Regions from separate parts of the Homo sapiens genome. Here region 2 is linked to region 1. Evidence: chromatin contacts called from ENCODE Hi-C or POLR2A ChIA-PET data. All regions are on one chromosome and are shown on one strand. The core of a region is the stretch at or near the end of the contact, and the rest is flanking DNA. Distances in the headings are between cores, read along the strand shown. Region 1 holds the start of LINC02840 (long intergenic non-protein coding RNA 2840). Region 2 has its middle 47 kb from the start of LINC02840.

Evidence for each region. Hi-C counts contacts between places; a loop is a spot of excess contacts on that map. ChIA-PET counts read pairs that join two places held with the same protein, here RNA polymerase II (POLR2A). Pooled maps may share reads with other maps.
Region 2: a map of spleen shows a loop between it and region 1 (2.2-fold over the local background). The contact joins the enhancer-like site here to the promoter of LINC02840 in region 1. A Hi-C loop is called at or near these places in 6 of 168 maps with a recorded cell type or tissue (CD4-positive, alpha-beta T cell, endodermal cell, endothelial cell of hepatic sinusoid and 3 more) and 1 of 50 pooled maps. POLR2A ChIA-PET finds 5 or more read pairs at or near these places in 2 of 52 experiments (T-cell and WTC11).

The regions. Positions count from the first base shown.
Region 1 is chr6:152,874,599-152,877,298 of GRCh38, forward strand. It overlaps LINC02840 (long intergenic non-protein coding RNA 2840), which reads right to left and starts at 1,399. Exons shown (of 5, transcript NR_183508.1): 1 at 1,109-1,399.
Region 2 is chr6:152,921,423-152,924,122 of GRCh38, forward strand. No RefSeq gene overlaps it. Among named protein-coding and RNA genes, the nearest start is that of LINC02840, 47 kb to the left of the region's middle. Within about 2 kb of position 1,414, at least 3 of the 41 ENCODE cell types and tissues checked have a DNase peak (open chromatin) inside an H3K27ac peak, as active enhancers do.

The sequences.
Region 1 (2,700 bases), core at 149-2,648:
AACATAAAATCTTGCAAAATATACTCTGCAATTATATATTTAAAATACCTCCGTTCTAGGCTCTGAAAATTATAAAGTTTTCTAAGTACATGAATGTCTGGTGGTGTATTTTTAAAAATTGTACAAAATCAAGACTATTATTTGCTGGGCAAGACAGTCCTCATTGCAGGATGTTGAGCATACCTGGGCCCTTCCCACTATATACTAAAGGTGCCCTAAGGTAGGTGGGAGCCAACTCTGAGGTGGAGATCAATATGCAGGACTTTATTAAAAAGTGTTCTTGGTTTCAACACAGTGGAAGGGAAGGAAGTAAGATTGGGCAGAGAGGGAAATTAGTCTCCATGAAGTCCTCAGATTATCCCATGGGACATTCTGAAGTGAGGAGCCTTCCAGCATGGACAGAGTATTGGGCCAGGATACGCCCAGATCAGTTATTGGATGTGGGCTGCTCTGGGAATAGGGTGGGTTCTTGGACAAGGTGCCTGTTGTGAGCAGAGAGAATCCTGAAGAGAGCTGACAGCTGAGAGCTATCAGACGGCAGCACAGCCAGCAGCTGGAGTGACAATCCTCCACGCCTGAAGGGGGAGCTGGGTACAGATAACAAAGTCCACTATACATTCCTAAGAAGTATGACAATAAAAGTAAAAGCCAATGTTTTAATCTATATAAAATGTAACTGTATTTTCCACCGAAAGTGTAGGACACTCTTAAGATTTTTTTAAATTTTTGTAAAGATGATTTTTTAGTTTCCTTCCCCATCACCCCTTGTACACACACAAACCCACATGCACAATACACACACACCTCTTAGATTTGGAATTGGAACGACATTAAATTCATAAATTAATTGACAAGAAAATTGTCTTCTCATTCGGGAAAATGGCAGAGGTTTTCACTTAATTATAACTAAATAAAATAGACATTAATAGTTTAAAAAACCCTGATAACTGCTAATAAAGGAGAAGTCCCTTAATTTACTGTAAGTTATCTGCAAAAGAATTCAGTTTTTGCAGATTCACCTACTGGCTGAAATTTGTCACCCAAAATCAGTTCTGCACTGTTGCAGACATTGACAGGCACCTGTAGAGCAGTGCAAAATTTGACTCACCAATCCTCACGTTCTCAGCTGAAGGTGAACAGACCTTGCTTTGCCTTTTTGTTTCAGTGCTCATACTGTAAAAAAGTGTCCTTTCCACCGGGCGCGGTGGCTCACGCCTGTAATCCCAGCACTTTGGGAGGCAGAGGCGGGCGGATCACGAGGTCAGGAGATCGAAACCATCCTGGCTAACACGGTGAAACCCCGTCTGTACTGTGAATACAAAAAATTAGCCGGGCGTGGTGGCGGGTGCCTATAGTCCCAGCTACTCGGGAGGCTGAGGCAGGAAAATGGCGCGAACCCGGGAGGCGGAGCTTGCAGTTAGCCGAGATCGCGCCACTGCACTCCAGCCTGGGCGACAGAGCGAGACTCCGTCTCAGAAAAAAAAAATAAAATAAAATAAGTGTCCTTTCCTTGGTTTGTTTAGTGCCACATTGTTGTATTTTTATTGGCGATTATACTGTTTAAAACAGCCCCCAAGCATACTGCTGAAGTGCTATCTACTGTTACAAAGCCAGAAAGCTGTGATATGCCTTATGTAGAAAAATATGTGCCACATAAACTTTATTTAGGCATCAGTTACGGTGTCGAATGCCATGAGTTCAATGCTAATGAATCAATAATATATATTAAACAAGATTACGTGGATATATTGATTTAAAAAGTTGTGATCAGAGGTGCACAGCAACTTAACCTTGTATTTCTCCTTGGAGCAATGATTCAGCATTCACTAATCCAATGTTTGTCACTACCTTATAGGATATAACTTACAACATCTTATGGAATAGAACTACTATGAATAATGATAATGAAATGTATAAGGGTTAGAAAGGAAAGAATGAAACAGTCCTTATTTGCAAATGATATTAGTATTAACATAGAAAATCCAAAATAATCCATAAGGATTATAATTAATAAGTACATTTAATAAGTAAATTAATAAGTAATATTTCTATTTACAAATTTATTATATAAAAATCAATTATGGGGGGAGGGATAAAAGACTATAATTTGGGTTCAGTGTATACTGCTCAGGTGATAGGTACACCAAAATCTCACAAATCACCACTAAAGAATTTACTCATGTAACCAAACACCACCTGTTCCCCCCAAAACCTATGGAAATAAAAAAATAAAAATAAATACAAATTAAAAAATAATTTTAAAAGTCAATTTCATTTCTATGTAACACAAAATAGAAACGTAAAATTTAAAAACACATCACTTATAATAGCGTCAAACAATTACCAATAGTTGGAATAAATCTAACAAAAGTCATGTAAGATCACTACAAAAATAACTATAAGACGTTGATAAAGAAATTTAAAACCTCAGAATCAAAGAGTGTACTATGTACGTGAATTGGAAAACTCAATCATGTTACCATATTGATTCTCTGCAAATTTATCTATAGCTTCAGTAAATTGTCAATCAAAATCCTAGCAAGATTTTTTATAGAATATGTCAAGATGATCTTAAAATATATATGAAAATGCAAAAGTCCAGGAAAAAACCAAAATTGTCTTATGGAAAAAGAATAAAGTTAGAAGAGTTGTGTTATGATAAATCAATAGTTGACTGGTAATATTAACTGGCAATACTAA
Region 2 (2,700 bases), core at 164-2,663, 47 kb after region 1:
GTTGTATCATTGAATGCCTGATGATAGAAATTAGAACCAGTAAGTTAACACTGAATTTTGCAAAATACCATCAGTCAAGGGCCTAGCAGGAAACAGCTGGCACATATAAAAGGTTGTAACTGAAGAAAATCTTAATGGGATGAGTATTTACAGAGCTGTAGGCAGAGTTGTGCTGAACCAGTAACAACAGGAAGCCACTACTAACCCAAGGCCCAGAGCCATGAAAAAGAGGCAGACAAAGTCTTGACCCAGCAACTTCCAGAACCATGAGGAAAAAAAGAAGATGGGAAATTTGTAAATACCACGGTCCCACTCTCCTCCCACCCTCTGATCTCCTGTTGGTTTTTAGGGAGGGCTGAAGACAACAGGAAACCAGAAAGCATGGGAGCCCAAAAGATGCTTCTTTTAGAGATGAGCCTGTGAGAGCAGAGCAGGGCAGAGAAGAGCAACGGGTTGACCTGTGATATGGTTTTGCTGTGTCTCCACCCAAATCTCATCTTGAATTTCCATGTGTTGCAGGAAGGACTTGAAGGGAGGTAATTGAATCACTGAGGCAGGACTTTCCTGTGCTGTTCTCATGATAGTGAATAAGTCTCACCAGACCTGATGGTTTTATAAGGGGGGAGTTTCCCTGTATAAGCTCTCTTCTCTTGCCTGCCATAATGTAAGACGTGCCTTTCACCTTCCACCATGATTGTGAGGCCTCCCCAGCCACGTGAGTGGCTGTAAGTCCATTAAAACTCTTTCTTTTGTAAATTGCTCAGGCTTGGGTATGTCCTTATCAGCAGCATGAAAACGGACTAATACAATCTGACATGGAAAATGCAGGCCGGGTGCGGTGGGTCATGCCTGTAATCCCAGCACTTTGGGAGGCCAAGGCGGGCGGATCATGAGGTCAGGAGATCGAGACCATCCTGGCTAACATGGTGAAACCCTGTCTCTACTAAAAATACAAAAAATTAGCCGGGTGTGGTGGTGGGTGCCTGTAGTCCCAGCTACTCGGGAGGCTGAGGCAGGAGAATGGCGTGAACCCGGGAGGCGGAGCTTGCAGTGAGCCTTGATTGCACCACTGCACTCCAGCCTGGGCGACAGAGCGAGACTTCGTCTCAAAAAAAAAAAAAAAAAAAAAAAATGCAACACAACTATTGTCTCAGGTTGCATTCTTGAAACACAGAATCTGGAAGAAAAAAGATTTTAATATAGGAAGTTAGCAGGAAGACGCTCTTGAGAACAACACTCAAGGGAGGGAAGCATGATGGAGTGAGGCAAAAATTGAGCTGCGATGCAGTCAGAGCAACAACTTCAGCTGATCCTTCAAGGGCTCTGAAGCTGGGGTAGGCCTTTCAGAAATGTTCTGAATGGGGAAGAGTGACCTTGGCGTTTGTTCCCAGCTTAGTCAACCACTGGAAGCTGTCTGCTGCAGGGGAGAGAGAATAGCCTCCACCAAGGCAGTTCCCTTCAGCCAAGGTCTATTCTTAGGTAGAAATTTGGCTGTGAACTCTCTGGCAGCCAAAGCTGCCAGACCTGGGGAAAGGACATCTGGTTGGAAGGCCAACCCATGTGGCGCATGACAGTTTCCACTCTAATATGTCCTTAAATCAAAACAATCCAGAAAAACAGTCACATGGGGCACTGGGGAATTTAATTTTCTATCTTAATAGAAATATATTTATTTCCTAATTTTTATTTTATGAAATATCTTGAGAAAAACCTATCTTTGTATCAGTTAAACCACTTCAAGATGGACGTGATTTTTGTGAAGTTGAGCTTTTGAGGACTAGCCAATAACTTTAAAATGAAACTCTAATCCGAAAACAGGGACCCAACCTCATGAGGACTCTCTCCTCAGGAGGGCGAAACCATGCCCTCTCATCGCCCACCTCCATTGTTATCTCCATTTCCTATATTTTTAATCCTTTGGGACACTACAGCTTCTATAACATGAGCCAAATAGAGTGTAATAGGCAGTAATATCTTGCTTCCTGAAATGTGCATGCAAAAAAGTTATATAGGTGAGAGCAGACGTAAGCACATAGGGAAAGATAAGGACCAGTGCATTACCCAAAAGAACACAAGGACTGTAGCTGATTCTCTGGAGCACCCAATTCTCTAGCAGCAGCAGCTCTTCCTGGATCCAATCCAATGACTCAATTCTTTCTTTTTTTTTTCTTTTTTTTTTAATTACATTTTAAGTTTTAGGGTACGTGTGCACAACGTGCAGGTTTGTTACATATGTATACATGTGCCATGTTGGTGTGCTGCACCCATTAACTCGTCATTTAACATTAGGTATATCTCCTAATGCTATCCCTCCCCCCTCCCCCTACTCCACAACAGGCCCCGGTGTGTGATGTTCCCCTTCCTGTGTCCATGTGTTCTCATTGTTCAGTTCCCACCTATGAGTGAGAACATGCGGTGTTCGGTTTTTTGTCCTTGCAATAGTTTGCTGAGAATAATGGTTTCTAGCTCCATCCATGTCCCTACAAAGGACATGAACTAATCATTTTTTATGGCTGCATAGTATTCCATGGTGTATATGTGCCACATTTTCTTAATCCAATCTATCGTTGTTGGACATTTGGCTTGGTTCCAAGTCTTTGCTATTGTGAATAGTGCCACAATAAACATATGTGTGCATGTGTCTTTATAGCAGCATAATTCATAATCCTTTGGGTATGTACTCAGTAATGTGATTACTGG